Regions from separate parts of the Homo sapiens genome. Here region 2 is linked to region 1. Evidence: chromatin loops called from intact Hi-C (ENCODE). Cell type or tissue: endothelial cell of umbilical vein. All regions are shown on one strand. Each heading gives the region's core, and the rest is flanking DNA. Links, peaks and the distances in the headings are about the cores only.

What was found. Hi-C counts contacts between places; a loop is a spot of excess contacts. Peaks named below come from ENCODE experiments on the same cell type or tissue, not always from the same donor. Only the 100,000 strongest peaks of a DNase experiment are listed, where the experiment ranks them.
Region 2: it touches region 1 in a loop (7-fold over the local background); 2 of 110 quality-filtered maps call a loop at or near these places.

The regions. Positions count from the first base shown.
Region 1 is chr2:15,571,289-15,587,688 of GRCh38, forward strand. It overlaps LOC105373440 (a long non-coding RNA gene), which reads left to right. Exons shown (of 4, transcript XR_001739297.2): 4 at 2,196-2,581. Among named protein-coding and RNA genes, the nearest start is that of DDX1, 12 kb to the right of the region's middle. In endothelial cell of umbilical vein, for the core only: a CTCF peak has its summit at 5,999 (motif pointing left); DNase peaks (open chromatin) are centred at 5,993 and 8,513; H3K27ac peaks cover 1,736 bases.
Region 2 is chr2:15,349,705-15,366,104 of GRCh38, forward strand. NBAS (NBAS subunit of NRZ tethering complex) reads right to left here. Exons shown (of 52, transcript NM_015909.4): 33 at 6,599-6,712; 34 at 3,849-4,006; 35 at 2,288-2,377. Among named protein-coding and RNA genes, the nearest start is that of NBAS, 200 kb to the right of the region's middle. In endothelial cell of umbilical vein, for the core only: no CTCF peak of the experiment used is centred there; a DNase peak (open chromatin) is centred at 10,487; H3K27ac peaks cover 3,450 bases.

The sequences.
Region 1 (16,400 bases), core at 4,937-12,936:
CTCTTCCATGGAATTTCATGCAAACTGTTTCCTATTGAAGTCCTTATCATTTTAGGCTTCTCTTTAGTTAAAAAATGTATACCTAATGTTAAACTTTTAAAGTTTTTAAGTTTAAATTGTTATATTCTGATACAGATATGAGATAAATGATTTTTAAAAGAAACTTTGGAACCTAATTAAGTCCTGAAAGGATGAACTAAAAGAAAGATTGAAAGCATTTAAAAGAAAGATTGTAGGCAAAAATCTTTACCAAACTGAAGTCACCAAGTAAGAAAATAGCATGTTAAAGTCGAATGTATCCCTATGCTAAAAATTGCTCTAGAATTTACGTTGAACCTAACAGATGAAACAATAGTTTTGCAGTCAGGGCACATTTATAGAATGTCATTTCTTCCACTTCTCACAGATCTTGACTTCTACAATCTTCCAGCTCCTTCTCCTACCTCTGGGATAGACTCTAATGTTAGAGAGACCTTGTTTTGAATAATAGTTCTGTTACTGACTAGTTCTATAGCCTTGCAGGAATTATTTAATCTATTCATATCTTGGTTTCCTAATGGGAAACCATTAGGAATGGTTTGGGGGACATAAACTAAAGCGTGGTTCTCAACAAAAATCTAGCCAGGCTCCTCTGAGCCCTCTTATCTGCCAGGCCTCAACCTTGGCCTATGAAAACAACAAACTCTTAGTGTAAACAATTTCGTCCACTCTCTTCCTCTCCCCATTTAAAGACTTAAGCAAACACTAACAGTTACCAACAGCTCAGAGCCACAACCACCGTAAGTGACCCTAGCTATCCTTAAAGGGCCTGAGAAAGCACAAGGCTTCTAAAAGAATTTACTGTTTGTTCCAGCCAACACCTGACCATAGGCCCCTGACCACCCTTTCTTAGAGCATTTACTAAATTTTACTCAATGCACTATTTACAATTGTGAATCCTTCCTCTGTCCCTTTGAGATGTACACCTTTCTCCAACAACTCAGCAGTGAAAGCCATTCCTTTGAAATGTAATCATAAGGAATGACAGTACCTGTCTCTAGTCTCTGGGAGAATACAACCCTAACTTTAATTAATTGATTAATTGCAGCTGACTTAATGGGCATTTACACTGACCAATCTTCCTAATTTTTCACTTCTCTGACTCTGCTCAAGCTCTAGCAGTCCCCCCACCACCTCCCAAGTTGAGTTTAGTTCATGCTGGACATTCTTCCCTATTGCAATAGTATATTACTGATTAAAATCTGTCCTTACCACTTTAACATTCATCTCTTTAACAGATCAAGAAGTAGGAAATAAAATGACATCTAAGAATAAAGCCATGAAATCCAAATGACCATGTTGGTGAACCTTAAAACAATAATATTCTAAAATAAGCTTTCCACATGTGTCATCCAAGGAAACCCACCTGCATTAGAATCACCCACCTAGGGAATTTGTTTAAATGTCCACTCCTGGGCTCCACCTCGGACAGGGGAGACCAAAATTCCTGAGTGCTAGACCTTGAAATATGCATTGGGGAAAGAACTCCCTGGAGTAATTTTTTTTTTTTTTTTTTTTTTAAGAGAGAGTCTCGCTTGTTGCCGGGGCTGGAGTGCAGTGGCGCAATCTTGGCTTGCTGCACCCTCCACCTCCCAGGTCAAAGCAATCCTCCTGCCTCAGCCTCCTGAGTAGCTGGAACTACCGGCATGTGCCACCACACCCAGCTAATTTTTGTCATATTTTTTAGCAGAGACGGGGTTTTGCCATGTTGGCCAGGCTGGTCTCAAACTCCTGGCCTCAAGTGATCCACCTGTGTCAGCCTCCCAAAGCACTGGGATTATAGCTGTGAGCCACCACGCCCGGCCTCCCTGGAGTAATTCTAAGCTACTTGCATTTGAAGAGCACTGGTGTAAACAATTAAATATAAATATGCTGCTGAAAATTTCTTCCAAACAAATGGTTAAGACATAGCTCATATTCTGTTTACTTTAGCATGTATTAAGCAAGATGGGAAACCGAGGGCTAACCTGATTAAGCCTGCCTAATTTAACCTGCCTTGCTTGCTTTTAATTGCTTACATCCAGTTAATCTTAAAATTCCCACTAGCAAGTCATAGTAGCCAAACAATGCATAACTAAACTTCCACTAGCCTCCTTATAGATAACAGCTCTGACAGTGGGTCACCATAATAATAAGTGCTTAATGTTGTTTTGCAGGAGCTAGCAGGCAGTTCTTGTTGAGTTCAAGCCAGTTGAGACCATCAACCCTTCAACTGAGCCTGCATGGGTGCGTAAAGTGTGACCTTTTGATGTCAAAGGGCCAAAACCTGCACCCTCCTTTCATGCTAATTCAACCATTTTCTGAACATGCATCCTATGAAGAGCCATGTAGCTCAATTATGCTTGTGCAGAAACCCTGATTACCTCACCTTTCCCACCTGCCAATCACCTTTACCCATACTTCACACCATCCTGCTTTCTATCCCGCTAATTACCCCTAAGCCCTGTTTTCAGGGAGGTGGATTTGCGATTTGTTCTCCTTCTCCTTGCTCAGCAGCCTGGTAAGCAATCTCACAAAATAAAATCTTTTCTTTTTTGCAAAACCCACAGTCCCAATGATTGGTTTGCTGTCCATGAGCAAAATGAAGCTGGTTTGATATCAGATGTCACATATAAAAATTGGGGGTGGAGTAGGGTGTAGAGGGAGCAGGTATAGAATTTCATCAGTTTGCAGTCAGTAAAAAGAAAGGGAGTTTAGGCTGAGGACAAGTATTCCAATCTTTCTATGGGGGGGGGATGTATTAGTCAGGGTTCTCTAGAGGGACAGAATAGTATAGATATATAAAGGAGTTTATTAACTGACACAATCACAAGGTCCCACAATAGGCCATCTGCAAGCTTGAGGAGCAAGGAGAGCCAATCCCAGTCTCAAAACTGAAGAACTTGGAGTCCGATGTTCGAGAACAGGAAGCATCCAGCATGGGAGAAAGATATAGGCTGGGAGCCTGAGCCAATCTCTTCTTTTCACATTTTTCTGCCTGCTTCATATTCGCTGGCAGCAGATTAGATGGTGCCCACCAGATTAAGGGTGGATCTGCCTTCCCCGGCCCACTGACTCAAATATTAATCTCCTTTGGCAACACCCTCACAGACACACCCAGGATTAATATTTTGCATCCTTCAATCCAATCAAGTTGACACTCAGTATCAACCATCACTGGGAGATAGTCACTTTTGGTGGGTAAACACGTGGAGCTTATGTCTCCTCCCCTTGAATCTGGACTGGGCCCGTGAGTGAAAGCTTTTACTTTTTAGCCCAGGCTTTAAGAAGGCCTGGCAGCTTCAGTTTCCTCCGTTTTGGATTCCTGAGCTACTGTGAAGGAAGGAAGGCCAGGCCCCTGTGTGGGGCCTTGGAGGAGGAGGTAGCACGGGGTACTCCCCACATCCCCCCAGCAGCAGCCCCAGCCTCCTTAAAGCCCTCACAGAGGGCAGTCCAGGAAGCTGCCCTGAAAACATGTCATCCTCCTCCTAAAAATGTGTTTCCCTTTGGATGTTAGTACCATTGTTCATGCCTCACCATTAACATGCTTGAACGTATAGCAAATGTGCTTTGCCCAGATCACTTTTTTGGTGGAAACTTTTCAGCAGCACATTTATAATTTATTAAACTAGTGTTCCTCAAACTTTACTGTAGATAAGAATCATGGAATAAAAATAAATTCCCAAGCCCCCTCTTCCCCAGTGGAGTGAACAGATCTCCCTCGGCCAAGGAGACCCCAGAAAATCTTTAAAAACTTTCCTGGCCAGGCACAGTGGCTCATACCTGTAACCCCAGCACTTTGGGAGGCCGAGGCAGGTGGATCACCTGAGGTCAGGAGTTCGAGACCAGCCTGGCCAACATGGCGAAACCCCATCTCTACTAAATATACAAAAATTAGCTGGGCGTGGTGGCAGGTGCCTGTAATCCCAGCTACTAGGGAGGCTGAGGCAGGGAGAACTGCTTGAACCCAGGAGGTGGAGGTTGTGGTGAGCTGAGAGCACGACACTGCACTCCAGCCTGGGTGACAGAGCGAGACTCCATCTCAAAAACAAAACAAAACAAAACTGTTTCCTGGCCGAGACAAGATGGGAGGTTGGTCATGCCTCAGTGTGTCCCCTTCCTCACTAACCACTACTTAAGAGTTAAACAGAAACCAGCCCTGGAAAGCAAAGAACAGAAAACTTCTCCACTGACATCAACTTCAACCAGTTGCTTGGTGTCTCAGCCAGACTCTCCTCCCTTTTCAAGATTTTGACATGACAGCTGACCAAAGCACCCCTTCCATTGAAGGAATGACCGTCCACCATGGAAGGGTTCTGGCCAGTTTACACAGACTGTGCACAAAGCAGCTTCATGTCCTACATTTCCTTTTGACATATGGAGTCTAATATTACTGCATTTTAATGATACATCTCCACTGCAAAGTCAACATGGGATGTATGTAACATATATGTTTGCTTATCACACTCATGTGTGATCCCCCTTTCATTAATATTCCTAACTCCTATAACCTGTCAAATATGTATGTTCAGCCAACCCATTTAGCATAAAACTCCTGTCTACCCTTCCTCCCTCAAAGTTCCAGCTTTTTTTTTTTTTTTTTTGAGACAGGGTCTCACTGTGTCACCCAGGCTGGAGCGCAGTGGCACCATCATGGCTCAATGCAGCCTCGACCTCCTGAGCTCAAGTGGTTCTCCTGAGTAGCTGGAACTACAGGCACACACCACCACACCCAGCTAATTTTTGTTTTTGTTTTGTTTTGTTTTGTTTTTTTGGTGGAGACAGGGTCTCACCATGTTGCCCATGCTGAGCAAATTCGTGGGCTCAAGCAATCCACGTGCCTTGGCCTCCCAAAGTGCTGAGAGTACAGGCATGAGCCACCGTACCCAGCCTAAAGTGCAGGCTTTGATCTCAGCCAGAGGCTCCACTTCCCAGCCTGAAGGTTGCAAGCAATCATAAGAAATAAAGTTTTCCATTCCAAATGTATAGAGCTTAAGACTTTAAGTGGACATAATTAATTTAAGCCAGTTCCAAGGGCCTGACTGCCCTTGCACACTGACTGAAAGGGAAGTCCCTGTCTCTCTAGGGCTGAATTTTGGACTGGGAGACACAAACTGAGATGTCCCTGTGGACACCGCTGTCACTGTAGTCTTCCAGTTCTTTTGTGCTAGTACCCACAGCTAAGGGAGAAAGTTTCTCTCTTTCTCCTGATTGAAACCATTCCCTTCACCCATCGTAATTCCTTCTTTCTTCTCTGAAGCTGGGCTTAATCTTGGGCATCCTTGTGCAGATTCCCTCTTTACTAGCGATGTCCCCTCAGCCTGTGAACACACTCAAGTTTCTCTCATGACTAAAAAAACTGGCCAGGCATGATGCCTCATGCCTGTAATCCCAGCACTTTTGAAGTCCAAGGCAGGTGGATTGTTGAGCCCAGGAGTTCAAGGCCAGCCTAGGCAACATGGCAAAGCCCCGTCTCTACAGAAAAATACAAAAACATTAGCTGGGTGTGGTGGCACGTACCTGTGATTCCAGCTACATGTGAGGCTGAGGTAGGAGGCTCACTTGTACCCAGGAGGTAAAGACTGCAGTCATCTAAGATTGTGCCACTGTACTCCAGCCTGGGCAACGGAGCAAGACTGTCTCAAAAATAAAAAATAAAAAAATGAAGCCATCCCTTGACCCCCACATCCATCCTGCATTTCCATCTAGTTTATTTTCACCTCATCCAAACTTCTTACAACAGGAGTCTATGCTCACTAGTAGTCTCTTCTCATTTAGCCCTTAACCTACTATAACCTGGGTTCTAATTACTCCACTAACGTGTCCAACATATAATGCTAATCATCCCATAAATTTCCAGAATGTCTATACTCTTGGTTTCTGTAATAACAGACTCTTCGAATTGTCCTTATAGTTCTGACTTTACTTGCATCCTCTAGGGCCTTCTCCCTGTTCTCTGCACCACACTGCCCCCTAGTGCTTGGGTTCTCTACACCTTGTTACTACAACAGTGCTGCTCAGACCAGTGGCTTTGGCATCACGAGGAGCTTGTTAGGGATGTATCTCAGGCCCGTCCCAGACCTGCTGAGTCCATATCTGCATTTTAACAGAATCCCCAGGTGATGTTCATGCACAGCAAAGGGTGAGAAGCAGCTCCACGACTCAGTCCTCACTCCCTGCTCTTCTCTTTTCTGGGTGAGCTCATCAATTCCCAGGGTCACTACCTATTTGTTGAGGTTTCTCAAATCTCTATCTCAACCCAAAGTACTTCCTCCAGGTTTCAGTCTCACATAGCAGACTACTTGCTGGCCATGATATTCACACAGAACTCAACAGACCCGTGCCTACCAACCAGCTGCCCCTCCTGTAATCTATTTTTCCCAGCTGATGCTAATATCACTCACCCAGTTATCCATACTGAAACCTGCGCATTGCACTAACGCCTTTCTTCCTCTCATTACTCTCCCTTCACTCTCCCCCTCTACCCCCATTAAATTCAACAAGTCATCAAATCCTGGCATGTTAATGGTATTTCTCTTACCTGTCCTCTCCTGCCTGACACAATTTCTTTGTCCTCATTCAAGTTTCAATTACATCTTATATATACTGCTGCAATAACAGCCTTGTAATTGTGCCTACACAGATATGTTCTTCACACAATCACCAGGAAGAGTTTTATAAAATGGAAATACGATCATCTCACTGTCTTGCTTAATATCTGTCCCACCCACCACAGTGGTTCTCAAATCATGGTCCCTGGACCAGGAGTATTAGCATGGTACTCACAAGTTGCCTGGGAACCTGTGAGAACTGCAAATGATGGGTCTAGCCCCAGATCTCTGAATCAGAAAGTCTAAGGAGGAGGTTCCTACATCCTGTTTTAACAAGCTCCAGGTGATTCTGGTGCACACTGAAGGCTGAGGCCCGCTGACCTCCCAGAGTAAACCTTGATCAGCAAACATTTCCCCCGATACAGCTCAGGTCCAAACTCTTTAGCATTATTTCTGTCTACTTTTCAATTTTGAACTTGACATGTGAGGAATGGAGGAATATTTTTTATTTCTATGTATGGTAACCAATCTTCAAAATGACACCCCTGCCCCATTCCCCAGCCTCCTAGTGTCCATGCACTTATGCAGTGCCTTCCACATTGAACAGGGCTGGCCTGTGTAACCAGCAGGATAGTGTGGAAATGATGGTGTGAGACTTCAGAGGTTACAGCAACCTCTCTCTTGAATCAGTTGCTGGGGGTAGACACCTGCCATGAGTGACGACACTCAAGAACCCCATGGAGAGGTCCAGGTGCTGAAAAACTGAGGTCTTCTGTCAGCCAGCACTAACTCACCAGGTGCATGAGGGAGCCTGCTCACAAGTGGATCCTTCAGCCCTGGTTGACATCTTGACTGCAGCCTCATGAGAGATTCTAAGCCAAAACCATCGTAATAAGTCATTCCTGGATTTCTGACCCACAGAAACAATGTAAGATAATCAATATTTTTGTTTTAAGCCACTAAGTTCTGGTGTGGTTGTAATGCAGCATTGGATGATTAATACATCAGGGTACACCATCCTGTTTCTTGCCACTGTGTAAGTCTCCATGCTGTCCCCTCTACCTGAAAAGCTTCCCCTCCTTTCTTCCCCCATAAGCCCCTCTTCATCTAATTAAATTCAATCCACCTTTTAATATTCATCTGAGATATTATCTTCTCCAAAATCCCTTCTCTGACCCTTCCAGACTGGCTTAGCTGTCTACTCTGAGTTCCCATGATACTCTGACTATATCTCTACCATTGCATTTCTGCCTTGTGTAAATTATGTGTTTACATTTATCTCGGTTGAAAAACTTAGATTATCTTGAAAGCAAAGAAGTGTGTCTTATTCATATTTGTCTTACTCATATCCCCAGCACTATCATAGGCTTTGGCACATAGGAGGCACTTCATCAGTTTTGTTAGGTGAATAGCAAATGAAGGATCTTTGTGAAGCTCTTAGAGATGATTCATGGAAAGAACATAGTGCCTTGTTCACTCTCAGGCCTCAGTATGTTTCCATTTCTTCCCAGGGCAGAAGTAGCTTCCAAATCAGGAGATTCAATATATCCACTTGTGGCAGATTGCATTTCCCAAAGATGGCCATATGCTCTGAATCAGTATCCAATATATGATACCATTTCTCCCATAGCCAAGATTCCCAGGTCCAGGAATCAAGGGGCAGAGATGTGAATGGTGCCACTCACTATTACCTCTAGTGAGCCACTAGCAAAATTTTTACTTCCAGTTCCTGTGACTTTACACTCTTCTGACCTAGATAGAGGTCTTAGCTCCAAAGGCAGGAATGTCTCCACCAGGAGACACAACAGTGATTCCATCGAACTGGAAGTTAAGATTGCCACCTGGTCACTCTGGGATTTGCATGCCTCTGAGTCAACAGGAAAAGAATGACTGTGCTGGCTGGGGTGATTGATCCTGATCACCAACTGGAAACTGAACTGCTTTTCCACAAGAGAGGTAAGGAAGAGTATGTCTGGAATACAGGAAATTCCTTAGGGCATTCTTACTGTTACCATGCCCCATGATTAAAGTCAATGGAAAACTACAACAACCCATTCCAGGCAAGACAAATGGTCCAGACCCTTCAGAATAAAAGTCAGTCTGGGTCACCAAATCAGGTCTCATGACCAGCTGTGGTGCTTGCTTAGAGCAAATGGAATACAGAACAGATAGTGGAAGAAGGTACAGTAGTTATAAATACCAGATATGACCACATAACTAGTTATAGAAACAAGGACTGTAATTGCCATGAGTATTTCTTCCTTATTTTGTTATGAATATATTTGTGTGTTTATAATGTATATATGTATGTATATATATGTATATGTGTGTATATATGTGTAAATGTGTGTATATATGTGTATGTTTGTATATATATATGTGTGTATATACATCTGTTTTGCTATACGTATGTACATACATATATGGCAAATGTCTTTATTTATGTATTTATTTGGTAGAGACAGGGTCTCACTATGTCACCCAAGCTGGTTTTGAACTCCTGGACTCAAGCGATCCATCTGCCTTAGCCTCCCAAGGTGCTGGGATTACAGACGTGAGCCACTGTGCCTGGCTGCAAATATCTTTGTTTTCTTCCCTCTTATCTCCTCATGTAACATAAGATACACTCATTTTATATTATAGTACCTAAGTATTGTTAATTTTATATCTAAATATTGACATAAAAATAGAATGTCAAGGAGAATAAACATCATCCAAGAGTTTTTACATCCTCTCCTGGGGAAGGAGCTAGTGTGTTTTCCAGTGTACACAGGACAGTTGTATCATCTTAGGTGGAATTATGACCTTGTTATTGTGTTTACTTGGAGATTAAGTATGGGTTAAGGAGATGCGTATGGGTGCCAAGTTGACAAGGCATGCATGTGTGATGTTTAATATTACGTATGAATATATGTGGGCTATGGTGCCCAGATATTTGGTCAAACATATTCTGGGGCTGGGCACAGAGGCTCATACCTGTAATCCCAGCACTTTAGGAGGCTGAGGCAGGCAAATCACTTGAGGTCAGGAGTTGGACACCAGCCTGGCCAACATGGTAAAAGCCTGTCTCTACTAAAAATACAAAAATTAGCCAGACATGGTGGCAGGCGCCTGTAATCCTAGCTACTCAGGAGGCTGAGGTGGGAGAATCGCTTGAACCCTGGAGGCGGAGGTTGCAGTGAGCTGAGATCACGCCACTGCACTCCAGCCTGAGCAATGGAGAAAACTCCATCTCAAAAAAAAAAAAACCCCAAAAAACAAACATATTCTGGATATTTCTGTGAGGATGTTTTTGGATGAGATTTACATTTAAATTGGTGGCTCACACCTGTAATCCCAGCACTTTGGGAGACCAAGGGGAGGTAGGACGATGGCTTGAGCCCAGGCATTTGAGACCAGTCTGGGCAATATGGTGAGATCCCCAACTCTATAAAAAATACAAACAATTAGCTGGGTGTAGTAACATGTGCCTGTAGTCCCAGATACTTGGGAGGCTGAGGTGGGATCACTTGAGTTCAGGAGGTCAAGGCTGCAGTGAGCCATGATCAGGCCACTGTACTCCAGCCTGGGTGACAGAATAAGACCCTGTCTCAATAAATAAATAAGTAACCAAATGAATAAACAGTTGGCCTTTGAGTAAAGTGGATTGCCCTCCATAATGTGGGTAGGCCTCATTCGGTTAAAGGCCTTGATAGAACAAAAGGCTGACCTCCCCCAACAAGAGGGAATTCTCTAGCAGATGGTCTTCGGGCTTCAACGGCAACATCAACTCTTCCTGGGTCTCCAGCCTGCCAGCCCACCCTATAGATTTTGGACTTGCTAGCCTTTTATAATCATGTGAGGCAATTTCTTAAAATAAATCTCTTTCTATATACACACACATCCTATTGCTTCTGTTTCTCTGGAAAACTCTAACACATCACCACACCAATTTATACCTTGTCCCATGTTTTCTTAAAATGTAATGTTGAGTCCAAGCACTATGGCTCACACCTGTAATCCCAGCACTTTCCAAGGCCAAGGTGGAGGAATTGCTTAACTCAGGAGTTGGAGACCAGCCTGGGCAACATAGTGAGACTTTCTCTCTAAAAACAAATAAAAAAATTAGCCAGGTATGGTGGTGCACACCTGTAGTCCCAGCTACTTGGGAGGCTGAGGCGGGAGGACGGCTTGAGCCTAGGAGATTGCGACTGCAGTGAATCATGATTGTGCCACTGCACTCCAGCCTGGGAGACAGAGCAAGACCCTGTCTCAAAAAGAAAAAAAATGTAATGTTGACGCTCCTCCTTCAAGTGGTGGCATCTATGATCCCTCCCCTTGAATCTGAGCAACCTTGTAATTATCTTAATGAATAAAATGAGAAGGAAATGACACCACTTGACTTCTGAAGCTTGGTCAATGAAGGCCACATGGCCCTTGGGATACTCACCTTTGGAATAAAGCCACAGTGTTGTGAAAAAGCCCAGGCTGCAGCTGGCCAACAGTCCCAGCTGGGTCTCATCCCAGCTAGGATGAGCATTAACTGAGTTATGAGAGTGACAACTTTGTCATGATTCCAGCCCCTGGACAAGGTGAGTATTGTGGAACAGAAATAAGCCATCCCTGCTGTGCCCAGGTTCCTCACCCTTAAAATCTATAAGCAAAGCAGACACATGTTTTAAGTCAAAAACATATTGGGGTAATTTGTTACGCAGCCATAGTAACTGGACCACCACCATTCAGAGCTACAGTGGAAGCAGCCTTTATAAATTCCTATTTTTATTATTGTATCATAGAAAACAGGCAGTATAAATTCTTATATTCAGAATTGTTTTCTCCAGGCATTTTGAACATTCTTGACCATCTTTTTTATTACCTACCCCTCTTTTTCATATAGCAAGTGGTTTTGTTTCAGTCTACTAAAAAAAAAAAAAATCACAGACCTTGTTAACAAGAAAACCTGAGATCAATTTCACAGACAGGAAGGAGGTGCAGCGAAGCAAGGAACCTGGGCGGGAGGCTGAGAAAGCGAGCCTGAGCTCTGTGTGCAGGTGCAAAATGGCTCTGTCGCAGGTGATGGAATTTGGGGATCCTGGCAGATTCTGGGCTGCTGGATTTGAAACATGTGTCTGACGTACATTCTGTTGTTAAACACCCATAAGTTTAGACTCCAAATGTGGCACCATTTCCTCTAGGGCTGACAGCATCACTCACAGAGGCTGACGAACACTCAAGATGGTGGGCGTGGGAGACAGGGACGTTCGTGCCTGCCGGCCAGTCGGCAGCCTACCATAAATTGTGTCCCTGCCTGGCTTGCATATGCGGAGAGTGACGCAGTTAGTGAGATCTCTTTTTCTGTTTTACAGTCCTTCTGAAACTCATCCGGGTTGCCCTTTGTCTCCCTCTCCCCATATATCTGGAGTGATGGACTTTATGACCACTTCTTCAGGGGATACGGAATTATAGATCTCTGGATTTATGTCTGTTTGCCAGGCCCCCTCTGGTCCCTGCACCATAAGGTGAATGCCGGGTCAGCGAGAATGATGTTGCATTCTAATAGATCTGGACCAGTTTCTGACAACTTATTTTGACAAAAGCATAAAATTCAATGATTGTTGCTCAACTCAGAAGTTATAGGAAATATGGGGGGGGAAAAAAGGATGTTTAAATGTGAGCCTCCCTATCTTCAAACTGCTCTGTGAGTCTGGTAAATTGTGAAAAACACAGAAAGCTAAGCCAACAAATTTAATGACAATGGCAAGTCTAGAAGCAACATAATTTACCCCAGAGAATGTGATATGAACATACTTTTTCCTGAGACTGAGGCATCACCACCTGCCACATGAACACATAAGGGGGTCTGTTAGGGAAGCAGGGATATGGTAGCCAGCCTTTGGGTTGCCTGCCCCACAAAAGATCCTTGTCTACTGGAATTCACACCTTTGTGTGTATTAGTTCTCTTCCATGCTGAATTGGCCTGTGTGGCCACTAAGATATCACAGAAGGGATAGTGTGACTTTGATGGCTATGCCATAAAAGATAATATTTATTCTGCTTTGTTCTCTAGGATGGCTTGCTTTAGTGGGGAAGGGTGAGGGGTTCCCAGCTGCAATATCATGAGAACACTGAAGTGGCCCAGGGAGAGATCTATGTGGAGAAAAGCAGAGGCCTCCCACTCACTGCCAGCACAGACAAGGGAGTGACCAAGCTTTAAAAACTGATCTTTCCGCCCTAGCAAAGCCTTGTGATGACTGCAATCCCAGCTAGCAGCTTGGCTACTACTGCAAGAGTGACTCCAAGTGGAACCTGCCTAGCCAAGCTGCTTCTGAATTCCTGTTCCACAAAAGCTGGGAGTAATAATAAATGTTTATTGTTTTAAGTTACTAGATTTTGGGGCAACTGGTTTCGTAGCAATAGATAACTAATGAGAGCATATAAATTAGGATTAGGTTTGGCTGCGTGAGACAGACTGCCCTCATCTCCCCTTCCTGCAAAGAAAGAAGATAGATCTTTATTTCTCTCTCATTTAAGAAATCTAGAGTCACAATTTTTGGCTGGTATGGTTCTCCAAAGGTGTCAGAGACTCAAGCTATTTTTCTGTTATTTTTCTGCTATTCTCAGTATATGGCTCTCATTTAGTGGTCCAAAATGGCTGCTCAAACCCCAGCCATCACATCCTCATTCCATCCAACAGGAAGGAAGAAATAAGGAGGAACACAACACCTCCATTATGGACATTTCCCAGAAGTCACATTTGACACCTCTGTTTATATACCACTGGTCAGAACATGGGTATATGGCCATATATAGCTACCAGGAAGGCTGGCAAATAGAGTATTCTGAGCAGCCATATGTCCAACTAAGTCAGAAGTTTAAGGAAAAAGAGAAATAAACATTGGGGAAGCAGGATTTGCTGCAAGTTGCTAGCTTAGTTGAATCTGAATGATAATTAGGAGTTTGCCAAGAAGATAGGTGTTATTATAGTTTGTTATATTGTAAATGCACCTACTACATTACAGAAGATGGTATATTATAAATGGCTGCAAACTCTTTGCAATTTACTGCATTGAATGTTAGAGTCTGTTTCTCCTCCCCATGAGTCATAGGCTGGTCCTATGACTTGTGTTGGCTGACAGAATGTAATAGAAGTGACACTGTATTACTTCCAAGGCTGGCTTAAGAGATATGCAGCTTTTGCTTTCTACTTTTGAGACACATCTTTGTGGTACTATGTAGGAAGTCTGTCTTCCCTAATACTAATCCCACTGTGAGAAAGTCCAAGCTGGCCACGTGGACAGAGCAATATCATGTAGAGGAATAATGGGCGACCACACATGGGAGTAAAGTCTTCTTTGACCTCCCAGCCCAGCCAAGACACCAGCTGAATGTGACCTAGTGAGTGACCTCAGGGAATGCCACATGGAAAAGAAGAACCAGCCAGCTAAGCCCTGCCCAAATTCCTGACCCCCTAAATTATGAGCAAATATATTGGCTGTTGTAGTATGCCTCTAAGTTTTGGTGTAGTTGTTCACAGCAACAGATAGCCAAAACTAAAAAGGGAAAGCCATTCTAGGGAGAGGGAACAGCATTTTAAAAACTACAGTGGTGACAGGCAATGTGGCATATGCAAGGATTTCTACACAGTTTGATATGCTAGAAAGTAAAATTTGTGGAGAGTGGCAGGTAATAAGGCTGGAAGTAAGCAGGAGGCTGGACATGGAGGACCATCCTATGGAGGGTGGATTCAGGAGCCTTACCAACTAAGAGCTGTGTTGAAGGGGAGAGAGTTTGTTAATGGAAAGACTGACCATAGCAAGATTCAAGATCCAGTGCAAGTACTCCTGAGTCGTTTTTTCCCTCCTAACAGGTAGATCTGGGGCAACCTACACGGACAGCATTTATGGAGGGGGAAGGTTACTGTTACTTGTGTGAAATGATGGGTAGGTTTGTATTCTATATTGTGAGGAAGGACTTTGTGAGGGAGGGGGTTTATGGATGACGATATTGTATTTTCTACTCAACTTCTTTTAGATTAAAACAAATTCTCTCTCTAGCTGCTTCCTCCTTCTTGGTGGTGAGATCCTCAGAAACTAAGCAGCTGGCTTTATCTTGTTCCAGAAGGACCTGGGAATAGGAACTGAGGAGGAGGGTGGATGTCAATGAAAGGACAAACTAAACAACCTAATTTGACTTGTGTTCCCTAGGCTGGGTTCAGAGTCACATCCTCTACTGTATATGTCACATTTCACCTTCATTTTCATTGTGAGGAAATGGCCATATATTCAGGGATAATTTTGGATGTTTCCCTCACAACTCAGGCCAAATGTCTCCTCCGCCTTTTAGCCAGAATAGCTTGATTATTGCTGTATTATGAAACATTCAAAAAATGTTCCTGAAAGATACATTACACAATATCCATAATGATGTGTGTTTTATTTCCTTTCTTTTCTGTACCTCTTAGCAAAGTGTTGGGCTGCAGAAAAAAGAAATTTTAAAGTGGCTTAACTGGGACATTCTCAAGCTGCAAGAGAGGTCTAGAGGTAGACAGACCTGGGCTTACCATCATTAAGGATCCAGCCTTTTATTTCTGCTTCAGTAGTCTTAGTGTGCGGCTTTTATCTTCGGGACTCATTGCTGACTTTCCAGGCATCATATCAATGTTCCAAAGGAAAAACGGTGCATGCCAGACAGATCTTTCCCTTTTGAAAAGCATTCCTGGAAGTCCCAACCTGGCACTGCCAGTTATATCTCTCCAGGCAGAGCTGAGTCTCTGGGCTGTCTCTCTACAAAGGAATCTGGAAAGGTGATTGTTTTCTTCTTCTTCCAAGTTTCCATTTTTTTTTTCTTTTTGAGAAGAGTGTGGCTGTGTCACCCAGACTAGAGTGCAGTGGTGTGATCACGGCTCACTGCATCCTCGACCTCTTGGGCTCAAAAATGATCCTTCATCATGACATCAGGAGATCAAGACCATCCTGGCTAACACGGTGAAATCCCGTCTCTACTAAAAATACAAAAAAATTAGCCCGGCATGGTGGCGGACGCCTGTAGTCCCAGCTACTCAGGAGGCTGAGGCAGGAGAATGGCGTGAACCCAGGAGGCGGAGCTTGCAGTGAGCCGAGATCACGCTGCTGTACTCTACTGTACTCTAGCCTGGATGACAGAGTGAGACTCCATCTCAAAAAAAAAAAAAAGATCCTCCCCCGGCCAGCTTCCCAAATAGGTGGACTGCAGGTGCGTGCCACCATGCTTGGTTAATTTTTTAAAGTTTTGTTAGAGAAAGGGACTCTATGTTGCCCAGGATGGTCTCAAACTCTTGGGCTTAAGTCATACTCCCACCTTGGCCTCCGAAAGTGGTGGAATTAAAGGCATAAGCCACTACGTCCAGCCTTTTTCAGATTTCTATAATAAAGAAAGGCAATGGGAAAGGGGACTACTATTGTTTGAATGTTCCCTCCAAACTTCACATTGCCAATGTAATTTTAAGAGGGGGGCCTTTAAGAGGTGATTGGCCCATGAAGGTTCTGCTCTCATGAATGGGATTGAAGCCCTTGTAAAAGAAGTTTCATGGAGCATTTGGTCTCTTGCCCTTGTACCTCCTGCCATGTAAGGACATAGAGCTCCTCCCTGCTGGAGGACATGGTGTTCAAGGCACCACCTTAAAAGCAGAAACCAAACCCTCACCAGACTATAAACTTACTGGCACCTTAATCTTGGACTTCCCAACCTCCAGAACTGGCAGAAATAATTTCTGTTCCTTATAAATTAGCCATTCTCAGGTATTTTGCTATAGCAGCACAAATGAGCTAACCTAGGAACTGTGTATGGCTTTTGGGTGGTCCATCTACAGAGGCC
Region 2 (16,400 bases), core at 5,544-13,543, 220 kb before region 1:
GCACTTTGGGAGGCCAAAGCTGGTGGATCACTTGAGGCCAGGAGTTCAAGACCGGCCTGGCCAACAGAGTGAAACCTCATCTCAAAAATAAATAAATTAATTAAATACATTTAATTTAAAATGTGATCCCTTAAGTGCACTAGTGATATTTCAAGTGCTCAATAGCTCTGTGTGATCAGTGGCTACAATGATGAACAGTGCAGGTATGACATATTTCCTTCACTGAAGAAAGTTCTATTGGCAGTGCTGTCCTAGAGTCATCACTGCAGGAGGAAGAGGCGAAAATTCCATAGGGGCAAAAAGTAACATTACAACCCTCTTTGAGATAATCAGATTACTTAGTATTGAACTGGGAATACACACGCATATTAGATCCATGTTCACCAAATTAAATTTTAATATTAAAAAAAGAGTTGTGAGAATGGGGTAGTTGCATATATTCTACTCTGGGCAAAAGCTAAGTATCTTTGCCCTAATTCCACCAATAGACTCCACAACTGAAGCTTTGTACCAGAGTTCTAAAAGTAACAGTAGAGTACACAAATACTAATGACTTTGTCAAGATGGATACAGCAAAAAAAAAAGTTAGTGCAGTTCACTTACCACAATAGGTGTCTCCCAAAATAGTCACAAGAAAAATAAAGGATATTTTACACTGTGAAAGTGAAGCTTACCATTTGATGGAATCTCATGAAAAACCAATCTATATAGAGAATCATCACGTCTTAATTTGTCTAGCTGGGATGTCAGAAACCGGGCCACTGTCTTTGATCTAAAAAATGCTAATTCTACGTTTCTAGAAACAGTCATGAAAAGTTAAATTCCCTGGAGCAAACACTGACCAAAAGAAGACAGGTTTCAGGGAGCATACTCTTCCTCCTTTGTCTCCCAGGATGGAAGATTCTGAAACACATATAGACTTAATTGGTTCGGACAATTTTATTCATAAGAATCTCAATGAGGAAAAGGAACACAACAAAAATCCAACACAAAATAAGCAAGAGAATCGAACAAGTACCTCAAAAAGAGGATCTCTCCTGAGCTATCTCCATCTCATTAGTAATCAGAAAAATATAAATCAATTAATTAGGTATCATTAAACACTTAGGATAACAGGCAAAGTTTAGGAAACCAACAATAGCAATGTCCTGGATTGGAGTAACTAGCAATCCTGTACACTACTGTTCAAAGTCTCATTGGTAAAACAAAACAAAAGCATTTGGCATTATCTATTTAGGTTGAATTATATACATATCTCACAATGCACATTTCCAGTGCTACATATATGCCTGAGAGAACTGTTTGCCCATGTACACTAGAGACATGTACAAACGATGACAGTCACATTATTTTTAGTCACCAAAATTGAAAACAAACCAAGGTCAATCAGTGTTCATATGAATAAACTGTACTATGCACACCGAAATTGATTTCTACATGGCAATAAAAATGAATAAACTACAGCTACATATAACAGCATGAATGGATCTCACAAACATAACACTAAGTATAACTATTTCTATAAAATACAAAAACAGGTAAAACTAAACTATCATATTGAGGGTATGTATGGTACGTATCGACATTATTTAAAACAAAAACAAAAGTCACAAAGATCTGGTTATCAGGATTAGTCAGGACAGTGGTGATCTCTGGAAAGGGAGAGAAAAGTTAGGAATGAAATACGGAAGGCCAGGCATGGTGGCTCACACCTGTAATCCACGCACTTTGGAAGGCTGAAGAGGGTGGATCACTTAAGGTCAGGAGTTCGAGACGAGCCTGGCCAACATGGTGAGACCCCATCTCAACCAAAAATTCAAAAAATTAGCCTGGTGTGGTGGCGCTCACCTGTAATCCCAGCTACTTGGGAAGCTGAGGCAGGGGAATTGCTTGAACCTGGGAGGTGGAGGTTGCAGTGAGTGGAGATCACACCACTGCACTCTAGCCTGGCAAAAGAGTGAGACTCCATAGAAAAAAAAGGAAGTTTAATAAGGAGAGGGTCTGGGGGATTTGGAAGGTGGTTAGGTACTGCTTCTTTACCTGTAGTTTCATGGGTGTTGTCTTTATGATAATTTATTGAGCTGGACATTTTTTGGTATACTTATCTATATGAATGTTATATTTCACACACACACACAAAAGCTGAAAAGAAAAGTGGTCTGCATGCACACACACACACACACACACACACACACACACAAAACCCCTCTCATCCACAAGGTTAGGTAATCCCACTTTATTCCACTCTCAGCCACCTTTCAAACTCCGCTCCCTCATTTTAACTTACCTCTTGTACTGCTTTACTAGTTAATGGTGAAGCACTGATATTTTCCCCTCCTTCATGATGGATCTGGAAATTCACTCTTTGATAAAGAATCTAAAACAAGAATAGGCTATATTGTAAAGGAGTTACGTTTTTAAATTTGCTTCTCATCACAATATAGGCTTGAAATTTAAAAAGTACTTTTAAAAAGAAAATTACCTTTTCATAATGATTAGTTTTGGTAACAGGCTTACTTCAGGACTTCACAAACAGTTTCAAAAGGATGCAATGGTTTCAGAAGTGGGGATCAAGTGTGAAAAAAATGATATACAATGTAATGAATTGTTACAGGCAGTGTATGTGTTCAGGTCTGGAACAGCCTCAATTCTTGCCTCCAAAGAAGAAAAAATTTGACTGGGGGGCATATGCAGAAAAAGAGACCGAGGCGAGTTTTAGAGCAAGAGTGAAAGTTTATTAAAAAGCTTTAGAGCAGGAATGAAAGGAAGGAAGATACACCTGGAAGAGGCCCAAGGGAGGGATTTGAAGGACAAGTGCGGGTTTTGACCTTTGGCTTAGAGCTTTACATCCTGGCACGTTGCCAGGTTCTTGTGCCCCTTCTCTCCTGATTCTTCCCTTGGGGTGGGTTGTGCACACGTGCAATGGCCTGCTGGTGATGGGAGGGGAGCGTGCGCAGTGTGTTTACAGGAGTCGTATGCATGTTCAGCTGCAGCGTTCTTCCCTTTTCCGGTGGAATGCCCTCACAGGTCATACGCCAGTGAAACTCCACCATTTTGCCTCTTAGTGAACATGCTTGAGCTCACTGGCCAACACCTGAGATCTTATCAGGAAGCTGCTGATCACCAGTTTCAGGGGTTTTTTTCTATCTATAGGGAAACTGTCTTTCCCTGGTGCTGGCTGCAACCAATTATTATCTTAGAGAGGCAGTGTGACAACTGCCTGACCCATCTGATGGTCGCCTGACTTTCCTGGTGGGGTGTGGGGGCCCTCTCCCGTCTTGCTCATGTCTGCCTGACTAGCTACCAACTGTAAGAGAATGACTATGGGATGAAAATGTGAATTCTAGACTCTCCTCATACATTTAACAGTGTTTCTCCACAGGGGCACTATCCTCTCCTATGCAGATCTATTCTGTGAATTTTAGGAAATTTAGCATCCCCCCCAACCAAAGCCCACCTCAATCCCCAATTTCCAAAGGATCCCTAAGGGAATGGTTGCTCCACTGGCTTTAACCCATATGATTTCAGACATATTTTACATGACCATTTAGCATATGTTTAATTCACAACACTAACTTTCCCCATTATTTTCAATAATTTCTTTCCAAATATTACTTTCTTTCTTTCTCAAGGCTGTCTTGTATCCTTTCTTCCTTGCTGTTATAAAGCCAGCAACATTATGTTATATCCTAATATTTTCATGTCCCTTTTCCATAAGTGACAATCTAGTTTTCTTCCATAAATTAAAATTCTCATACTACTTTTTTAAGTGACCACATACCTCAGATACACACACCCAACAACATGGACGTCATACAGGTTAGGATTTCCTTTATCGAAGGACTTACTTCTGTCTGCAGAGAGCTGCTAGCTGCCAAAAGAAGTTCAATGCTGCTAGGAGGGCAATGTGTCAAAGCAAAAGCCATGAGCTCTTGACGAGTGGCCAAGTCCTGGTAACCTTCTGATTGTCCTAACTGGCTACAAACATCCCAACTTTTAGGATAACCTGCAAAATTGGCAAGGAAAAAAATGATTCCCAAAAGAAGAAGAATATTCAATCTAAGATGACAAATGCAATGGCTTCCTGCTCAGGTCTTGTGGTACCAAAGCAAAATCATAGTCATTAGTGACACATTATTTTATAAGCAGAAACAGATAAGAATCTAAGCTAGGAAAGATTAGGGTGGTTTATTATCCAGAAAGTTCAATGCTACTCTAAACAAGTGTTTCTGACAAACTCTGTTAAATTTTAGATTAACTGACAATAAATGCAAATGATCTACTGAGATTTGGTGTTCTGTGAAAAGGCAGCCATCTGAATTCCGAAGATCTGAGGGCCTGCTGCAACCCTGCTACTTAGCACTCCTGTGAGAGCTTTAAGAAAGAGCCAAAAGTCTCACAATTCTTTTCCTACAAGGACAATAATAACACCTTCCTCTTGGGTTGTTGAAGGAATTAAGTAACATTTGTATTTAAAAGCACATGTAAACTGCAAAGTGCTAGAAAAAGAGATATTATGATAGATCTCCATACAGAATCACTCACTTTATAGATAAGACAGACATCTAAGGACAGTGACCGAATCACCCCCCAACTCCCAGCAGGGATCTTTTTCCTATACATTATACTCTGAATTCTTAAAATACATTTTTATTCTTATTTGAAGGAATTCCAGCCTTAGGCCTATTTGTCTAAGTACAAAACTTGTAGTACAGAATAATTTTTTTCTAAATATGTGAAGTAAAAATTAATTCAGCTATTACCCTTACCAGAATAAAATCATTATAAAGCTCTCCATATGAACAATTTAGATCAGTACATTTTCACAGACAGCCATAGTTATTCTAAATTTAATGTTGCAAAATCACTCGGTTAATATTATGGAACACAGCTCATTTATGAAAACAATTTGCTAATGCTGAAGTTGTAATATATTGAATCATTTTTGAAGAGTTTTAAATGTTTTCACAGATGTAAAGCCAAAGATCCTCTCTGTGACCAAAGTTAAATCAGACAACCCTGAGCCCTCTTCTCAGCTAGGCCTTAACCTTGGCCCCCAGCCTTGCTAGGCTGCATACTCCAGTTTTAGCAAAAATCCTACTAAGTCAGTTTAGCCAGAATCCTCAAATTCTCAAGGACTGATCAAATTACTTATCCCTCAGCGGTGATATCTGATCATCCTGGCCAGCCTTCAGCAAGGTCCTATTAAATCATTTTAGCAAGGATCCCCTGCCCTTGATGTCTCTTAATTTTCCACCCACTGACCCTTCAGTTAGCCTGCTGGCTACAAATGTCCAGCTATCCTTGCTGTATTCAGAGTTGAGTCCAATCTCTCTCCCCTATTGCAGTGGTCTTCATACACATCACAATAGTCCTTGTTGTTATTAACAAGTGTCAGAATAATGTTTTCTTTAACAGTACACATGTGAAAGTTGCACAAATCATTAGTGCAGAGCTCCATGAGTCACCATGAAGTGAAGCCCTGCATTTTAACCACTCCCTAATTAATGCTTTGATAGTGGGTAGAAAGATGTGTTTGGACCTTCACATATTCTTCACATATTCAAGCATAGCCATGGAAAGCTGACAATTTAGTACAGAGCCCATGATAAGAAAACAACAACAACAACAACAACAACAAAACTCCCTATCACACTGAAGAATGTGTTCTTTACGTGAGAAATTATTCTACAATAAAATCTGATTATCCTGCAGAGACTTGAATTTGAATTTCAATATGAAGAATTTTGGAGTTGCAAACCACTTCCCAATTTCTCAACATCGGTTTGAAAAGCACTATGCTATCTGATACGGTTTGGATCTGTGTCCCCATCCAAACCTCATGTTGAAATGTAATCCCCAGTGCTGGAGGTGGGGCCTTGGGGGAGGTGATTAGATCATGGGTGCAATTTCTCATGGTTTAACATCATATCCACTTGGTGCTGTCGTTGTGATAGTGAGTTGAGATCTGGTTGTTTAAAAGTGTGTAGTCCCTCCCCCATCTCTCTCTTCCTTCTAATCCAGCCAGTTAAGCCTCCTGCTCCCACTCTGCCTTCTGCTGTGAGTGAAAGCTCCCTGAAGACTTCCCGGAGGCAGATGCTGCCCTACTTCCTGTACAGCTTGCAGAACTGTGAGCCGATTAAACCTCTTTCCTTTATAAATTACCCAGTCTCAGGTATTTCTTTATAGCAGTGTGAGAACGAAATAATACACTATCTTTAAAAAAAATTAAAGAATGGAAATATTGACTATATAGACACAAACTAATATAAAAATTTAAATTTTCTCTTAGATAACAAATACAGGAAATGGCATTGAAATATTTTGCATAAAATTATTTTTAAATTACGAGCATGTTTTGAATAGGGACTAGAAAGCAACCAAAATCTCAAATAAAATTTAATGTCTGAATCTGTTAAAATGTTTACATTAACATATAAGTACACAGCCTATATACTTACCAGTGCTCATAAAATGTATCTCAAGCCTCAATGTGGCTGGCTTACCAATCAGGTCAATTGATTTCAGAACAGACCTTTTCCATTATCCATCACATAAAGAGGACATAAGCAAAGTGTTAAATAAGCTGTCTACTCACCTGTGGCCATCAGCTCCTGACAATGCATACTGGCTGCTTTGTAGTCATGGAAGCGAAGTGCCTGCTCCACTAAAAGGATTAGAACCTGTCCCCGCCTTTCTTCTGGGTTCTCACCTGTAAGTCCAAGCAAAGGACTTAATGATTATGACAAGCAACGTCAATTGATAGAAGAGCTTGTTAACACTGTCTTTCAAATTACTTAAAAAATAAAACAGAGAGATTACAGGGATTTTAAATGATGAGAGGAAAAAGTTGCTTTGACCTTTCAATCCACTTATGAAGCATGGAATTAGCCATCAGTCTCCTAAGAGATCAATGATTAATATTAGTTCCCAATTAAAATACCCAAACCAGGAAGTCCAAAATCATGGTAGTTTGGAACCCTACAAAAAAGTCTTGGTATTACCAGGGTAAGGGAAAGAGAAGAAAATTTATGTTTCCAAAAGAAACCAGGTTATAAAAAGGGCTTGAAAAATAATGACCAGCAGATTAAGTGAACGGATGAAGATGATGCAGCAATAAACTTCTCATCATAAAAATTCAACTACTATTTAGAAATTGGAATGCAAATGCTGTCCAGAGCACTGGCAAAGATTGTTCCTTAACAAATTCTCGTTGGGCTCCTCTGAGCCTTACTGGGCCCTGTCCTTGGACATATCCTTGAGAGCCCAATTTTAGCACAACTTCTGCTATCAGTTGTAGCCAGAATCCTCCACTCTGGATATCTGGTCATCCCTGGTAATCTGATCAAATCCCTCATCCCCACCACCAACCCCCAGATGTTATCTGGCACCCTAGCCAGCCCTCAGGCAAGAATTTGTACCCTGTTAGGTGGTTTAACCAGAATGCCTCCTTACCACAGTGATTCTTCTTTGTAATTTTCCATCTGCCCCAACTGAGGTTCCAACATAAGTAAAACCCAACTCAATGGAAACAGTAAAATCAGAAACAACCAACTACAACTAGAGACTACCCACATTAACTAATCAAGTATTTTCTTTGTCCACAAACACCTTATACAATTTTCCCATCACACTCACTCAGAAGAGCCCTGAACTACTGTGAGTTTGGTGCTGCCTGATTCATGAATTGCTGTCTGCTGAAAATAAACCCTTAAAATTTTAATGAGCATAAGTTTACTTTTAACAAGCCCAATTTCTCTCTCTTACTGCAAAATTCCATTGCAGTAGTCCCTGTACCTATAGTGCAGAGTCTCGCTTACAATTTTTTGTTTATTCATTTGAAGAGACAGGTCAAAACCTATGTTGCCCAGGCTGGTCTTAAACTCCTGGGCTCAAGTGATCCCCATGCCTCAGCCTCTCATTTAAACATGCATCAGGGATAATTTTTTCATTAACAGCACCCATGGATCTCAATCACACAGATGAATATATATATAAATGAGGATGAAAAATACAATTTACAATATCTTTAAAGCAAGTCTTACATTATTAACTTTACCCTGTGTAAACAGGATCACTATGAGATACATAGGAATGGGATATGGCTCCCCCTTCAAGCATTTTTTCTTTTGTCTTCTCTTGTCCGACTGATCACAAAACCCACACCACTATCTTGCTGGCAATATAACCACTAACCCTGGGGCTTTAGTCATACCAAGAGAATGGCCATTCTTCTGTGCTCTCATGATGTTTGACCATGCCTTTTACTTAAAGAATTCTGGGAAATGGACTTAAGAAAATCTAAATATCAAACTAAGGTTGTGGAGTGTCTCTCCTGGGGAACAAAGGCTGGAAATGGATCTGCGGCCTGTTGCTACCAGCCAGACCACCAAGTGACCCATTATTTAAGGTAACTATGGCAACCAAATAACACCGACCTGCATACCCTACCACTCACTTGCACACCCTACCACTCACCTGCGCTGCCCAGCCCAGCCGGCATACTTTACCACAGATATCAATTCCTGCTCTTTGCCTAAAAACAAAATCAAAAACAACAACAAAAAATCCCTACCGTTTTTTTCAGGGAGTCTACAGAGTCCTTGTGCCTCTGCTGTCTCCCATGTGCTTGAGCCCAAACCCTAAAATAAAAGCCTTGACTGGGAAAGCTGCTTGGCCGTGTGTGTGTGTATGTGTGTGTGTGCGCACACATGTGTGCATGTGCGCGTGTGCCCGTGTGCATGTATTTATTTATTTAGAGATGTGGTTTCTCTCCGTTGCCCAAGCTGGAGTGCAGTGGCACTATCACTGCTCACTGCAACCTCGACCTCCCAGGTTCAAGCAATCCTCCCACATCAGCCTCCAGAGTCACTGGGCCTACAGGGACATACCACTAAACCTGGCTAACTTTTTTATTTTTTGTACAAACAGGGTCTTGCTATATGACCCAGGCCAGTCTTGAACTCCTGGACTGAAGCAATCCTCCTGCCTCAGCCTCCCAAAATGTTGGGATTAGAGGCATGAACCAACACACCTGGCTTGTGTTCATTTTTATTAGGTGAGGAGCCAACCGGCCTGTGATCTGCAAAAGCCACAAAATTACTATGCTAGCCAACACACTATCTACATTAAATTTTTGACTTTTTTTCCTTCTAAAGGCTAACAGAATGAAAATAATTTGGGGCTCAAGGGATCACAGTTCTGGCATGCGGGTTATTTCAAAGTGAAAACATTTGAGCTACAGAAGATGCAGAAAGAAATCCTAACTGAATTTATCTTATCTGAATAAAGCACTGTCCTCCTAAAATAAAACTGCAATTAAACCTCCTCCACAGGAGTTTCCTGAGAACTCAGTTGGAACAGAGACTGTCAGTTCGCATCAAAAAGCCCAACAGAACCTTCTATACTTTCCCACTGAAGCCCTAGCCCCTCCCACCCCATCCCCCTTTTTGTTAAGTTGGTATATAAACCTTACTTCTTGCTATTCAAGAGTTATTAATCACTAAGTGACTTCTGCATGCATCTGTAAAAAAAATCTTGTTTTTCTCCTGTCTATTGTCAATTAATTCACAGGCACCTGACCAACCATTTGAAACAAAGTAGATGAAGAAAAAGTTTTTGTCCCAACAGGGACTTTAAACATTTTTGCCAGGTCTTTTAAAAGTATTTTCCCCTTTGAGTGTTCTTAAATGACAAATATAAAGGGGGAAAACCTTAAACACAAAATAAGTTTATAGTTTCACTGACAGTACTAATCTTTTATTTATCAGAGTAAGTTTCTAGAGTCTAAAAATATACAAGAAAAATTCAGCTCATGTTAAAAGATCTAAAATTATTTTCCCAAAAGTTTTAGAAAATATTTCTTAAAATATTTTACATAAAATATTTTATTTCTTTACATAAAATATAGGTTTTCGTTGCCCTTTCAACATATTCCTTTACTTTTCACTCTCTTTAAAACAATTTATTTGAATGGTAGGCTATCCGGACAAAAAAAATTGTGATTATCTTTTTAATAATCTTTATTATCTATTAAAATGTAAGCTTTTGACGGACAGGGGTTGGTTCATAGTTGGATGCTCAATACCCAGCATCAAGTTATGCACATAATAGAAAGGCTCAAAAAAATACAGTCATGAGTTGCTTAACAAGAGGAATACATTCTATGACATGTGTCATTAGGCATTTCCGTCTTGAGCAAATATCACAGAGTGCACTCACACAAACCTAGATGGTATAGCCTACTACATACCTAGGCTATATATATGGTATAGCTCCTAGGCTACAAACCTGTACAGTATATTTCTGTACTGAATACTATGGGCAACTGGAATGCAATGGTAAGAATTATGTGTATCTAAACATAGAAAAGGTACAGTAAAAATATTGTACAAAAGATAAAAAATGGTAACTCTGTATAGGACATTTACCATGGATGGAGTTTACAGGGCTGGAAGTTGCTCTGGGTGAGTCAGTTTGTTGGGTGGTGAGTGAATGTGAAGGCCGAGGATATGACTGTACACTACTGCAGACATTATAAACACTCTACACTGAGGCTACATGAAATTTAGTAAAAAAATATTTTTCTTTCTTCAGTAATAAGTTAACTATAGGTTACCATAACTTAAAAAAAAAAAAAAAACAAAACAAAACAGAATCTCACTGTGTCGCCTAGGCTGGAGTGTAATGGCATGATCAATATTTACATAACTCACTGTAACCTCGTGAACTCCTTGGTTCAAGGCAGCCTCCTGTCTCAGCACCCTAAGTAGTTAGGCCTACAAGCATGCATCACCACACCCAGGAAATTTTTATTTTTATTTTTTGTAGAGACAGGATTTCACTATGTTTCTCAGGATGGTGTGGAACTCCTGGCCTCAAGTGATTCACTTGCCTCAACCTTCCAAAGTGTTGGGATTAGAAGTCTGAGCCGCCATGACCAGCCTTTTTTTTTTTTTTTTTTTTAACTTTCTAAAACTTTTCTTGTTAAATACTAAGACACAAACACACATATTAGTCTAGCCCAAACACTGGGTCAGGACATCAATATCACTTTCTTCCACCTCCACCTATTGTCCCACTGGAAGGCCTTCGGGCCATAACACATGGAGCTATCATCTCCTATGATATCAATGCCTTCTGGAATCCCTCCTGAAGGACCTGCCTGAGGCTATTTTAAAGTTAACTTTTTTCTTTTATAAACAGGAGGCGCATCTTTGAAAATAACATAGTATAGTAAACACTTAAGCCAGTAACATAGTCATTTAGTAACTTTACCAAGAATTATGTACCAACATAACTATATGTGGCAAACTTACACAACTGGCTGTATAGGAGGTTTACATCTCCATCACCATAAAAAAGTGAATAACGTGTTATAACGGCTGATGTCACTAGGCGATAGGAATTTTCAGCTCTATTTTAATTTTATGGAACCACCATTGCATATGAGATCGTTGTTGACCAAAATTTCATGTACCATTGCTGTGCAGTACGACTGTAAATTCTCAATTAAACAGGCACAGAGGCCAGGCACAGTGGCTCACACCTGTAATCCTAGCATTTTGGGAGGCCGAGGTGGGTGGATCACTTGAGGTGAGGAATTCAAGACCAGCCTGGCCAACATGGTGAAATCCCATCTCTACTAAAAATACAAAAATTAGCTAGGCATGGTGGAGGATGCCTGTAATCCCAGCTACTCGGGAGGCTGAGGCATGAGAATAATTTGAACCCGGGAGGCAGAGGTGGCAGTGAGCTGAGATCGCACCACCGCACTCCAGCCTGGGTGACACAGTGAGACTCTGGCTCAAAAAAACAAAAACAAAAAAATGGCACAGATTAAATTCGGAATGTTATTTTCAATTATGAGACAAATAATTCAGCTACAAAACAAATACAATGTAATTTGGATATGTAGGCTAAAAAGGACAAAAATCTAATATATTTCATATTTTAAAGAGCCTTAAAATTATTTTTAATATTTCCAGGAAATGGCTGGGCACGGTGGCTCACGCCTGTAATCCCAGCACTTTGGGAGGCTGAGGCAGGCGGATCACCTGAGGTCAGGAGTTCAAGACCAGCCTGACCAACATGGAGAAACCCCATCTCTACTAAAAATACAAAAAATTAGCCAGGTGTGGTGGCACATGCCTGTAATCCCAGCTACTTGGGAAGCTGAGGCAGGAGAATCACTTGAACCCAGGAGGCGGAGGTTGCAGTAAGCTGAGATCGTGCCATTGTACTCTAGCCCGAGAAACAGGAGTGAAACTCCATCTCAAAAAAAAAAAAAATTCCAGGAAAAAATAGAAAATATGTTTAGGGCCCTTGATTTTCTAAGCTATAATATGGTTTGGAGGAAAAAGCAAACATGTTACAGGAAGGGTTGAATAAAACTTTTAAAATATGTCCCTATCGATCTTCTTTATGTACTTCATAAGTTTAAATAAAATCCAAGGCAAGTATTGGCCCAATCTATTCTGAGAAGATTCTAGGGCCAGGCACGGTGGCTCACGCCTGTAATCTTAGCACTTTGGGAGGCTGAGGTAGGAGGATCGTTTGTGGGAAGGAGTTCAATACCAACCTGGAAAACAGAGCGAGACCTCATCTCTACCAAAAAAAAAAAAAAGAAAGAAAAGAAAAGAAAAATGTTTCTAATTAGCTGGGCATGGTGGTACATGCCTGTAGTCCCAGCTAGTCAGGAGGCTGAGGCAGGAGGATCCCCTGAGCCCAGGAGTTCAAGATTACAGTGAGATATGATCATCCCACTGCACTTCAGCCTGGGCAACAGAGCAAGAGTCTGTCTCTAAATAAATAAATTCTTAAAAAGGGATGATGTTGCACTGAGATTCATAAACCTATTATTAGAATAACACACTCATGATTTAGTAACAGTAACATATATTGGAAACGGAATATGTAATGTTTCTCTATAATAAATGCACCTATAACACAATATAAAACCTATTTCCTACATAACATTGAAATGTTTGCATTTCTTCAGAATACATTAAATTAAAAATGAAAGGTCCAGATTATAATTTTTTTATGTCAACCTAGCTAGGCTACAAGCTCTAATCTGGGTGGTATTGTGAAGGTTATTTTGCAGATATAATTAAATACGGTACTCTGTTGACTTTACGTAAAGAAGTTTATCCTAGATAATCCTGGTGGGTCTGACTGAACTTCAGGGAAGGCTTTAAAGAGGTTGAGGTTTTCCAGAAAGAAAGAAAGAGATGGGGCCAGGCGCAGTGGTTCACACCTGCAATCCCAACACTTTGGGAGGCTGCGACAGGTGAATTGCTTGAGCCCAGGAGTTCAAAACCAGCATGGGCAACATAGTGAGACCCCGTCTCTGTAAACAAAAACCCAAAAAACAGTCAGAAAAAAAAGAAAGAGCTGGTGGTTGGGGAGAGATTCCCACCTGTGAATGACAGCTTCAGGCCATATCCACAGAGTTCCCTCCTGCTCCTGATCTTCTCTTCCTGACTGACTGCCTATGGATTTCAGACTTGCTTAGCCAATCCCCATAGTAGTAAAAGCCCATTCCTGGTAATGAAGTCTTTAACATGTACCTCTCCTACAGTTTCTGCTCCTCTGGTTGAGTCATGACTAACAGACCAGGTATCTAAACTACTCAGTCTCTTTCATAACCTCATTTGGATGCATTCCTTTCTCTTATGTTATCAGATCAATTAATTTTTGATTTGAGATGTGGTAAAATCTGCTGAATGTCTGTGAAAATAGCCAGATGCAAAGGTCTTGTGAATGAAATGAAGGACAATAAAGTCCACTGATTATTATTATATAGTGTCAAAAAAGGTGGAAACAGAATATGAGTAAAGGATTTAACTTAAAACCTCTTAACTATAAAATCCTCAGTAATTATTTAACTTTTCTCTATTCCTGTCTCCTCATTTTCAAAATGAGATTCCTATTTCTGCCTATAAAGGACAAAGAAGGAACTGAGATAAGTATTAAAGCATAAAATGAGTATTATTATTGTTGTTAATGGAAACTTTTTATAAAGATGTGCCAAACAGTTATCTTAAAGTTCAAAGTTATTTAACTGTTTTTAATTCAAGACAATTCCAATCTGAGCAGGTGGATTAAATGAAAAAATATAACCAAAGGGCTGATCTTAGTGATTTACTTCTACACATAAAGTGGAAGTGATGGTGTGTGACTTCCAAGACCATATCATAAAAGGCATTACAGCTTCCTCTTTGCTTTCTTGTGAATCAGATCGCTCTAGGAGAAACCAGCTGCCGTGCTGAGAGAACACACTCAAGCAGCCCAATGGAGAGTTCCATGTAGCAGGAAACTGAGGCCTCTTACCAATAGCCATAAAGGACTGAGGCCCCCTGCCAAGAGCCATGTGAATGAGCCCTCTTAGAAGCAGAACCTTCAGCCCCATTAGAGCCTTCGGGTGAGGTCTGTAAATATTCCCCTTGAAGTTGGCAAGGTCTGTCTAACTGAGTCCAAGAATAAAATACACTGGAAATGAAGCTGCCCAAATATCAAAGCTAGATTTGAAAATGCCTTGAAGCAGCCGGGCACAGTGGTCACGCCTGTAATCCCAGCACTTTGGGAGGCCGAGGCAGGTGGATCACCTGAAGTTAGGAGTTCCAGACCAGCCTGACCAGCATGGGGAAACCCCGTTTCTACTAAAAATACAAAATTAGCTGGGTGTGGTGGCGCATGCCTGTAATCCCAGCTACTCGGGAGGCTAAGGCAGGAGACTCGCTTGAATCTGGGAGGCACAGGTTGTAGTGAGCCAAGATGGCGCCATTGCACTCCAGCCTGGGCAACAAGAGCGAAACTCTGTCTCAAGAAAAAAAAGAAAATGCCTTGAAGATTTTGCTGGTTTCTCCTGGAGCACTGACTCCAGGAGACTTCAGCCAACAAGAAGGAAGTCTGGGTACTCTGAGACCATCAAATGGAAAAAGTACAAGGAGAAATCACAGAGAGCAGAGACACCTGTAAAGCCCTATATCAGCCCCCAGCTATTTAAGTCTTCCCAGCCCAAGTACCCAGACATGTGAGTAATGCAGCCTTTGACAGAGTCCAACCCTAGCCACGATCTGATGAAATTTCATAAAAGATGATGACCTGCTTAGCTGAGCCCAATCTCCAGAAGAGATTGGGAAAATCTCTTTTCTCTTTTTCTGGAGAGAGAAAAATAAATGGTTGTTTTTTAAGCCACCAGGTTTTGGATGGTTCGTAAAGCAGTAACAGATAACCAAAACACTCTATAAGGTAAAGGCCACCTATGATACCTTTCTTAATTCCCCAGGCAAAAATTAGCACGGCCTTTCTTCGAGTCTTCTATTATTTGTTTACAGAAGCCATGCACTATGATCACATCCTATGTTGGCAGCATAATTACTTGTTTCCCTAGCTTTCTAAGAGTCTAAATTCTCAGAGGGCAGCAGCTATGTGTAACAGAACTTTGTATCCACAGTACGTAGCAGAAAAATATTACTTTCTCTCTTCCCATTAAAAACTCATATAGATTACCAAGACCACAGGTATTCCTGTTACTATGTTAACACATCACAAAGACAAAAGAGGAAACAAATCCTAGTAGGAACATAAAAATGCAGATGGCACCTCTGAGCTGCTTTGTTAGCTTCTGTGGCCTGGATCCTTATGGAATATTCCCTGATGATCAGAGTGCATCAGAGTTTACAGAGCACTTTCACATGCATTAACTCATTTGGGCCTCTCCTAACTTCACAGGTGAAGAAAGGGGGTATCATTCCTATTTTCCAGATGCAGAAAATGGAACTAAAGTAATTTAGCAAATGTGTGGCACAGAGTTAGAACTTGAACCAGTGTTCTGACTCCACATGAACTGTTCTCCCCATTCATTCCAGATGTCTCACAACGGATGACTGGCCCCAGTCACACTGCCATCACATTGGCAGTCTGCTGCAAGTCCAAATATAAAGATGCTGATGCTATACCTTCACACAGACTAGAAAAGGATAAATGACACACACGATTACTAAAACTAGAGACCTTAAGACTCCTACATAATACAATTTTAAAATATTTAGTCCATTAAATATGTTACATATATATATGGCTTAGATGAATACAATTTCCAACCACTGCTTATACAACCAAATGACCAACAACTCTTCTTGCAGAGATCAGCATAAGACAAAACTACAAAAAAAAAAGTATTAAAAAGACTGGTGAGCAGAAGGATGTAGTTAAGGAAATATGAAATGTAGAGTCAAAAAGACTTTCCTTAAAAGCCAAAGCCTGCTATTTAACCCTGCTGGGCAAAATATTTAACTTCTCTCATCTCCAACTTCCCTTGCAAAATGAGAAGAATACCAAAATCAACATCATTTATGAGATGATTAAATGAGATAAAATACATGAAAACCCCA